Regions from separate parts of the Homo sapiens genome. Here region 2 is linked to region 1. Evidence: chromatin loops called from intact Hi-C (ENCODE). Cell type or tissue: PC-9. All regions are shown on one strand.

Region 1 (5,000 bases):
TCTCTTTCATAAGGTCGTTTACTAAGAGTCTGCTCATATTTCAGGCCCTGGAGTTTATAAAGAAGAGAAAGGTACATTTCTGTCCTCAAGTTTAGAGTCTAGTTGAGAATCCAGAAATAGACCATTTCAATATCGAATGAGAGGTTTGGGATGCTGTGAAGATACAGAGGTGTACCCGAACTGAGGGGAAGCAAGGATTACAGAGGTTCCATGACAACTATGATGCCCAGGTTGTGGCAGGTTTGCCCAAGGTCCAATCAGAAAGGAGCACATGGAAATGCTGAGTGTAGCCAAAGATAAGGTATAATAGTCTACTGAGGAACTGGTGACAGCATGTAGAGATGGAGATATATGACAAAATATGAGGCATCTTAAAGAATCTGTGGCTGAATGATGCTGGTGAAAAGGGTTAGAAGATTGTTGGAGGCCTCCCAGGTATTTGACTATAGATTTTAGTCTCTTTCGCTGATGTAGGACCCATGAAAGGACAAACACGTACTGGGAAGAGTGGAGTTTAGTTTTGGATTGGTTGATTTCATGATGCCTGTGTAGTATGCATGTGGAGGTGTCTACTAGATGATTAAAGAGAAAGGTCTGGAGCTTGGAGAAGTACTCCTGGCTGGTGATGTCTATCTAAGGCCAATAGAAAATAGGTGATAGAAGAAGCTGTGGGAATGAATGAGATTGTTCAAGATGAAACTGCACAGTCGGCCATGCATGGTGGCTCACGCCTGTAATCCCAGCACTTTGGGAGGCCATGGTGGGTAGATTACCTGAGGTCAGGAGTTTGAGACAAGCCTGGCCAACATGGTGAAACCCCATCTCTACTAAAAATACAACAATTAGCCAGATGATGTTGCGTGCACCTGTAATCCCAGCTACTGGGGAGGCTGAGGTAGGAGAATTGCTTGAACCCAGGAGGCGGAAGTTGCAGTGAGCTGAGATCACGCCACTGCACTGCAGCCTGGATGACAGGGTGAGACTCCGTCTCAAAACAAACAAACAAACAAAAAACCCAAAACCACACAGTGGAGTGAGAATAGCAGAGAGCTAATGTAGACTTTTTAATGGAGCAGTCTTAGGGTGAGGGGAGTGCCTGAAGGAGAGGCCAGAGAGTTGGGAGGATTACCAAATAATAATAATAATGTCATGTGAACCAAAAAGAGAGTTTAGGAAATGAGGAATTGTGACTAGTTTTATCCTGTGGGGGAAGTCAAGTGACATAGGACAGCAAAGTGCCACTGGATGGGATTCAGCAACAAAAAGGTCATTGTTCATCTTTGCCAGTGCTCCACGTGCTGGGGGGCCCAGGGTGTTTTGGGGAGAGAAGCCTAATGACAGAGGGTTGAGTAATGATTGTAAGGTGAGGAAGTGGAGGCAGCAATCTCAGAAAACTCTTTCAAAAAAAGAACATGCCTGTGACAGAAAGGAGACAGAGAAGGTGGGAGGTGGAGATAGATAAAGGATTAATGGAGGGTTTTCTTAAGCATATCATTCAATGTCTGGCATTTAAAAATGTTCTGGCCAGGCACGGTGGCTCATGCCTGTAATCCCAGCACTGGGTGGCCGAGGCTGGTGGATCACCTGAGGTCAGGAGTTCGAGACCAGCGTGGCCAACATGGTGAAACCCTGTCTCTACTAAAAATACAAAAATTAGCTGGGCATGGCAGCGTGCACCTGTGGTCCCAGCTATTCGGGAGGCTGAGGCAGGAGAATCGCTTGAACCCGGGAGACCTTGCAGTGAGCCGAGGTCATGCCATTGCACTCCAGCCTGGGCGACAGAGTGAGACTGTCTCAAAAAAAAATTTTTTTTCCAGCTTGGATTAAAAAAAAAAAAAATCCTGCCTTGACCTCTAGCCAAGTATGGTGGCACCGTGGTGGAGTGTATAGAGCAAGGATTTGATTCTCTCATTCTCTGAATTACAGCCCCAGCTCTGTTGGTTTTAGCTTCTAACCCTCCATTTCTGCCTGTATAAAATGGGTATGAAGACTCATCCATTATAGGTTGACTGCGAGGTTAAAATGATGAACGTTTACAAAGCAGCCTGTGTACTTGCGCAGGGTGGAGCTGAAGTCGTTTTAGTTCCTGCTGTATATCATAGGTACACAGTTGAATTTATTTAGCACTTCATAGGCTGGACAAGGGGGTTGAGGGGGGTGGATCCTTGCACCTTGTTTATGCTGAGATGGCTGTGTGGCTGGTGGCCTCAGCTGCCCTCTCAGGAGTCATTTGACTGATACTTTTGCTCCAATAGCTTGCCCTTCCTTTAAATTGTCTCAGAGCCTTACCTGCCTGCTGTCTTTCTGAATGATCAGTGCCTCAGCTTCAGCGCTCCCTGTGTGCTTTTACTACAGTGGCTCTGCATTGTCTGCATGTCCCAGCACTTGCAGGGTGTTGCAAGGAAGATTGCTTCAGTGGTAGTAAAGGGCTTGGTTCCAGGACCTGGATCCCGGGCGGGAATCCTGCCCTGCCACCTACTGTTCCTTCAGCTGAGAGCTGATGAAACCACACAAGAATGTGATGTTTGTGGTAGGCCTAGGTTTCACAGTCATTCCTGAGGTTAGATGGTATCGCTGCTTAGAGACCTGTTTTTTTTCCAGCCACCCATTGGTATTTTCCTTTGGCTATTTTACTAACCATGTTTCTTTGTTGTTGGTTGTAAAATGAGGTTGGTGGAAAAGGATTAACACATTCTCAGTTTCTCCTTGCTTTTGGACCCCGAACTTGGTGGTTGATACCTTAAGCAATCTTCAGAGCTACCCTAGGACCTAGATATATTTCCACCCCCGCCAGGTAGGAAGATACGAGATTCAGACAGTTTAATTAAGTTGCCCTGACTCACACTGTGAGTAATGGGTAGAGCTGGGATTCATATCAAATACAATAGAAACTGAAATTGCAGTTCTATTATACTGTTGTGGAGTAAAAGTGAAGAATGATTCTGGGGGGTTATTTTAGAGGACAGGAAGTGGGAGGGGGGCAGTATTGGGCAGAGGTAGGAGTCTGTTTTCTCCATCAAGCTTGTGAAGGAACTGCTAATCTTCCAAACTAGAGGTCTAGTTTTATTTGGCCTGAACAATGTTGAAAACATCAGGAAATTTCACATAAGAATCCAGATTTGGAACCCATTTTGAAAGATGAGAAGATTTGCTAGCATCCAGCATGAACAATCCAGCACTATTAGTTGCCTCTTCCTGATGGGGAAGTGAGCTCTCTCCAGTTCTCTGGCTCACAGCATACGCGTTGACATCCCTGGGCCACCTCTTTCAGGAGCATTACCTGCCGGGTCCTACAGTCAGTTGATTTGGCAATGATTATTCCGCTTATCATTTAATCTTATGTGGCTATACTTAACCTCTATAGATCCCCAATTGTTCTACTTTGATTATAAATGTATCTTTCCCTTCTTCTGTGTCTCTCCTCCCTGCAAACGCCTGATTTTTCTTGTATTACTGACCATCACTTAACCATTTCTTTTCAAATGGTTTTTCTTATACCTCTTAGCAACCCAGAAAAAAGTAGTGACAGGAGGTCATGTTGATTAGTTCACACCTGAGAATGTGTTAATAGTCACAGTGGAGCTTTTCTCTGTGCCTGCCCCTCTACTGGGGCCTTTAAGTGAAAACCCTACTGATTGTGTTATAAAACTGCTTTCGGTGGGGAAAAACTGAGGTTTCTGGTGTTACGAAAAGCTTCTGAGTAGTGGAATAGGGACTTGACCCCAGTTGTGTTGGATGCCCAAACATTTGCTCTCTCCCCAGAAGGGCTATGGGAGGACAACATCCAGGACTACTGAACAGCTACTTTGGACACCCAGCCTTGTGGTCCACACAGAGCCAGCCTGCTGTTGCAGTTCACTGGATTGGATCTTGGCATGGGTGGGGAGTCATTTGTACCACGCCGGGGGAAACTCTGTCAGCAGGAAGAGCAGGCCGGTGTGCCCTGCCCTGCCATGGCAATGCTTTAACTCTCCCTGGGCTTCATCTCTCTTGTTATTGCCCTCTGGTCAGGATCTTGAAATATCAGTGCCAGTTAAATGCTGGCTCCCTAAATGCAGTTGCTCATGATTAATTTTTGACTTAGTGTTTGGTAGTGGTGGTTCTCAAATGACAGAGTTATAATATCAATATCTTTGCTATCTGTCCTCCACTCTCCAGTTTTCCCTCTAAAAGCTCACATCTGAAATTGTAAGAATTTGAGATCTGAAGGTTTATTTTGCCACTTTAGTTCTGAAAAGCTATACTGAACTGATTGATTATATAGAGATATTGATGTAGTTCCTGCATTTTTGTGGTAAAGAGATAGTCTTCACAAAAGCCATCTGATAGAAAGTTTATTTGAAAGATACAGGATCTCTTCTATTTTGGAATCACCTATAATCTAAGAATCTTTCTCAGTTTAAGCCTGACTTTATGTGTATGTGTATTTGTAAATTTATGTGTGTTTTTCAACAATGCTAAGATTATAGCTCTGCTGAAGGCCTGGGGAAAGAGGCAGATTACCTCACTGGTTATGAGTTACCTCTTATTGTAATGGAATTAGGTCACTGTATTCATAGCACATTTCATTAATGCATGCATGGAGTTAGTCTCCTAAATGTGTTGGAATGCAAAGCACAGCAGCCCTTCATTCAGGTTTTTCAGGTGCTACACTGATGTTCTGTTCTCATAGTTTTGCTGGTACATGTAGCTTACAAATAGACCTATTTTGGTTAACAATTTAGAGTTAAATTTTTTTTAGGTGACCTCAGGTAACTTGCTCTGTGTGTGTGTGTGTGTGTGTGTGTGTGTGTGTGTGTGTGTGTGTGTGTGTGTTTAGAGCAGATGGGGGGTTGATGTAAAGTGGATTGTAAACTCCCTGAAGACAAGATTTGTGTCTAATGGTTCTTTATAACCTTAACCTCAAACCTGACTATTCTTTTTGACAAGTGAGGGAACTGAGCAGGATTCAACAACCTGCCCAATACCACACAGATGGTGAGAGGCAAAACCAGGAAATG
Region 2 (5,000 bases), 460 kb after region 1:
CTCTGTCCTAGGGTGGAGCGCAGTGGCACGATCTCGGCTCACTGCAACCTCCGCCTCCCGGGTTCAAATGATTCTCCTGTCTCAGCCTTCTAAGTAGCTGGGATTACAGGCGTGTGCCACCACACTTGGCTAATTTTTATATTTTTAGTAGAGACAGGGCTTCACCATGTTGGCCCGGTTGGTCTCCAACTCCTGACCTCGTGATTCATTGGCTTCAGCCCCCGAAAGTGTTGGGATTACAGGTGTGAGCCACTGAGCCTGGCCTGTGCAAGGGATTTTTTAAGTCTAATAATCTTACTATTAATAGAATATGTCAGTATTGGCTACTATGCTTTAAATTTTTTCCCAGTTATGTTGTTTACCTCATTAATACGCAGTTTCAAATCTTAATTTTTTTAAGATTTCAGGAATATCTTGAAATATAGTTTTTAATAATTGTTCCATTCCCTTGCTTTGGTTTTTCTTTCATGTAAAATATCATTCTATCTATGTTGGATGTTCTTTCCCTGTCTTCATCATTTGCTGTTTTTTTAAAAGTCATTCTAATTTTGATCCTAATTTCTTTTTGCATTCACTTACATGTTTATATACTATAAAGTTCACCATATTTGGTATACAATCCTGTGTGTCTTGAAGAATGTATACCATCATGTAAATTTCACCATAACTGAGGCACAGAAAAGCTTCATAGCTTGAAAACGTTTTCTCCTATTTCTCCCTTGTAGTCAAACCCTTTTTTTGCCCTCAGCCCCACAGAAACTACTGATCCATTTTTTCTGTAAATTTACCTTTTTCCGGATTTCATAAAAATGAATCATAGAGCATGTAGCCGTTAACTTCCTTTTATTTGAAACTTCTATCTCATTTTCACGCTGTATTTCCCCTATGACATTTTCTGTATTCCTTGTAGCTTTATATAATTTTTATTCTCCTTTGTGCCCATTTTGGTCTAGTCTTTATTTTTGAAATGGTGTTGTTTGTTTGTTCTTTCATTTGTTCAGGGGGTTATTTATTGTGTTATTGACTAATTTCTGAGTTTTCATAATTCTGGTTTATGATGTTCTTTCACATGGCAGGTTATTGTGTTAATGACTTTGGCTAATTTTAAAACATTAGGATATAGTTTTCCTCTGCTTTGTGGGCTTTAATTGTCTATAAAGAGGTTATTTTGCTTATTATTTTGCTATTATAATAACTCTGAATGATATTTAACCTCAGTTATTTCTGAGGCTCATTTTCACAGGAAATTCATTAGCTTAGAAGTTAGTTCCTTAGAAAGGAACCATGATTTTGTATATTTTCTATTAATAACTTCCTCTTCTGTTGTTCTTATGAAATATTCCATTTTATTCCCACAATTTAATCCACTTCTTTCCCCATTTCCTGCTTAATTTAGATTCTTAGTTTCTTCTCAGTGTGGGGTTCTTCCCTGGAAGAACCTTTGGTTGATTAGTGTTGAGGGACAGTAGGGCCCAGCCTGTTCCAACCCCTTCAGGTCACACTGCAGATAGCTTACACAGCATAAGACTATGCAAACCCCAGCCAGTTTCAACTGTTTTCTCAGATTTGTAACCACAATTTCAGGTGAATATTTGTTGGTTAATTCTTATTCTGTCAAATACTTCATCGCTTTCCTCTGCTTCCACCTGCACATAGGGAAGATTATACCACACAGGCCTTGTAGTTGTTGGTAAATTATTTCCAACATAGATACTTGGAAGTTGGTTTGTTGTTATATTTTTGCCTCATATTTTTCTTCATATTATGTTGTCCATAGGTTTTTGGTTTTGTTTTATTTCTCTGTGAGTTCTTCTAAGGAGATTTGGGGATTTTCAAAAGCTGAGAACCTGTGTAGAAGATTTTAACTCATTTTTTCAGTAACCGATAGAAAAACACAAAAATTAAGTAAAAAAAAAAAAGTTTCAATAACACAGTTAATACTACTGACTTAATTTACACAAATTGAACCCATACCAAATAATGTCATAATACACATTCTTTTAAAGTAAAGTACACATTAAACTTTTTTTTTTTTAATTCTTGGCCATAAAGCAATTATCCTCAAATTTAAAAAGATAGAAATGCAGAGGTTAATAACAACTTCAGACTTAGGTTGGGAGTTACAGCATTGGTTCTCAGGCCTCAGACTCAGGCTGAATTACATTATCGGCTTTCCTGGTTCTCCAGCTTGAAGATGACAGATAGTGGAACTACTACACCTCTCCAATCACAAGAGCCAATTTCCACAATATGTTTCCTGTTTTATACATACATATATCTGCATCTACATTCAGTCGTACACCCATAGCAATGTTTTGGTCAGTGAAAGACTGCACATATTGATGGTGGTCTCAAAGGATTGTAATATTGTATTTTTATTATACAGTTTCTAGGTTTAGATGTTGATATGGTTTGGCTCTGTGTCCCCACTGAAATCTCATATTAAAGGAGGGTCCTGGTGGGAAGTGATTGTATCATGAGGCAGACTTACCCCATGCTGTTCTTGTGATAGAGTTCTCATGAGATCTTGTTGTCTGAAAGTGTGTAGCACCTCTCCCTTCACTTGCTCTCTCTCCTGCTCCACCATGTGAAGTTGTGCCGGTTTCCCCTTCCACCATGATTGTAAGTTTTAAAATATTCTGTTTGGGCCAGGTGCGGTGGCTCACACCTGTAATCCCAGGAGTTTTAGAGGCCTAGGCGCATGGATCACCTGAGGTCAGGAGTTCGAGACCAGCCTGGCCAACATGGTGAAACCCCATCTCTATTAGAAATACAAAAATTAGCCAGGCGTGGTGGTGTGCACCTGTAATCTCAGCTACTTGAGAGGCTGAGGCAGGAGAATTGCTTGAACCCTTGAGGCGGAGGTAGCAGTGAGTGGAGATCGTGCCACTGCACTCCAGCCTGGGCGACAGAGTGAGATTCTCATCTCAAAAAAACAAAACAAAACATAACAACAACGAAAAAATTCTGTTTGTTCTTCCTTACTCGAAGGTTTGTTATTTGAGACATACACTGCGTTTCTTGCACTGTCACATGGCCTTTTTAAAAATAAGGTATTCAGCTCTTAGTAATTGTGCATTAAATGTTTGTTTACTAACTGCCTAGCAACGTAATAAGGCTGTTGGATTTGACAGAACTTGCAGAAAATAAGTGCTGATTGTTTCTCAGAGCTCGCCTTTGTATTTCTGCTAAGTATATTTATTTAGGGTCTGCCCATGAAATGAAAACTGAACAGTGGAATTTGTACTCAGGAAGTTATGTAACACTTTATGGCAGGGCTTAAAACAATGAAAATTCAGCCACTGCATGTTTCAAACAAGTATTTGCTGTGTTGCCAAAGTAGAAAGAGCAGAAGGGAAACATCATGGGAAGAAAGACTATTTTGTTTCTGATTGCAGGGGTCCTTGGGGCATATTATGTTTATACTCCTCTCTCAGATAATATTGAGGAACTCTGGTGACTGGTGTGGATAGCTACACCTGTGAAAATGGTAACAAATTTGGTAAGTTCAGAATTTCATTGTCTCTGTGAATATTTAAGTTTAATCAGGAGAAAATAATTACCAGCTATATTATTTTTAAAACTTTCTGCTGTCTTGGAAATTTTGCTCTTAAAGTTTGCTTGACGATTTTCAAACCTTAAAAAAAAAAACAAACTTCATTCTTTAACACAAATCCCTAACAGAATAAGTATGAAGGAAGTATTCAAGTAATTTTAATTTTAAATATTAGAAAACAAAATATGCTGGCTGAGAAAAACAATCTTACTGTGATTTTCATGGCATGAATACTGACAGAATGAAGCATTTATGAAGTATAAACTTCAGAAAAGGTAGAATTGAGCAGCACTGTGATTAGTTATAGAAAATTCTACACAACAATCTTGGATTCAGGCATGAAAATGCATTCTCACTGAAATATTCTGTCAAAAGGTCAACTGGTAAAAGGTCAAGGGAAATTGAACACACGGCATGATTCTCAGTTGAAGGAGAGTGAGCCGCTGAGGCGACAGGGCAGCTCCCTGGCTGGCTGCCCCCAGTGTCCACACTGGCCCTCGGAGACCTGTGGTTTTTTTCTAGTGAGGCTAACTACTTGGATATGAAGCCATTCATGATTTCCTGGAAACTTCTCTGTAGCAAACTGCCTTCTTGTAGCAAAAGAAAAAGATAATTCAAGGACACTTAGCCTGGATATTTAACACTTGGCTCACACTCTGTTTCCTTGCATATATTTTTTAGGTGTTTCAACATTCTCTACTGGCATTTAATGCAGCTCTGAATAAGTGTGATACATGCCTTATTCTCAAGGTTTTTGTTTGTTTGTTTTTCTATTTTTATGTTTTTTTTAGAGACAGAGTCTTGCTCTATTGCCCAGGCTGGAGTGCAGTGGTCCAATCTCAGCTCATTGCAACCTCTGTCTCCTGGGTTCAAGTGATTCTCCTGCCTCAGCCTCCCAAGTAGCTGGGATTACAGGCATGCGCCACCGCACCCAGTGCATTTTTCTATTTTTAGTAGAGACGGAGTTTCGCCATGTTGGCCATGCTGGTCTCGAACCCCCCGACCTCAGGTGACCCGCCCACCTCGACCTCCCAAAGTGCTGGGATTACAGGCATGAGCCACCACGCCCAGCCCTCTTTGTGGTTTTTTGTTTGTTTGTTTGTTTTAAAGACGGGTTCTTGATCTCTCTGTTGCCCAGGATGGAGTGCAGTGGTGATCATAGCTTCTTGCAGCCTGGAACTCCTGGGCTCAAGTGATCCTCCCACTACTTGGCCTCCTGAGCAGTTAGGGCTATAGGCACATGCCACCATGCTTAGTTATTTTTTTAAACATTTTTTGTAGAGATGGGGTCTTGTTCTGTTTCCCAGGCTGGTTTTAAACTCCTGGCCTCAAGCAATCCCCCAAACCTTTGCCTCCAACACGCTGGGACTAGAGGCATCAGCCACTACATTCAGCCCCACATTTTCATTTTCTATTAGTTACTTAATTTTCTAGTCATTTTATT

Evidence for each region. Peaks named below come from ENCODE experiments on the same cell type or tissue, not always from the same donor. Only the 100,000 strongest peaks of a DNase experiment are listed, where the experiment ranks them.
Region 2: it touches region 1 in a loop (9-fold over the local background); 1 of 110 quality-filtered maps calls a loop at or near these places.

The regions. Positions count from the first base shown.
Region 1 is chr3:151,302,772-151,307,771 of GRCh38, forward strand. The region is part of intron 16 of MED12L (mediator complex subunit 12L); the gene reads left to right. All of the region lies in intron 1 of GPR87 (G protein-coupled receptor 87), which reads right to left. Among named protein-coding and RNA genes, the nearest start is that of GPR87, 12 kb to the right of the region's middle. In PC-9, a CTCF peak has its summit at 1,917; DNase peaks (open chromatin) are centred at 2,460, 2,840 and 4,570; H3K4me3 peaks cover 2,604 bases; H3K27ac peaks cover 4,895 bases.
Region 2 is chr3:151,767,110-151,772,109 of GRCh38, forward strand. All of the region lies in intron 2 of AADACL2-AS1 (AADACL2 antisense RNA 1), which reads right to left. It also overlaps the pseudogene AADACP1. Among named protein-coding and RNA genes, the nearest start is that of AADACL2, 36 kb to the left of the region's middle. In PC-9, no CTCF peak of the experiment used is centred here; a DNase peak (open chromatin) is centred at 3,122.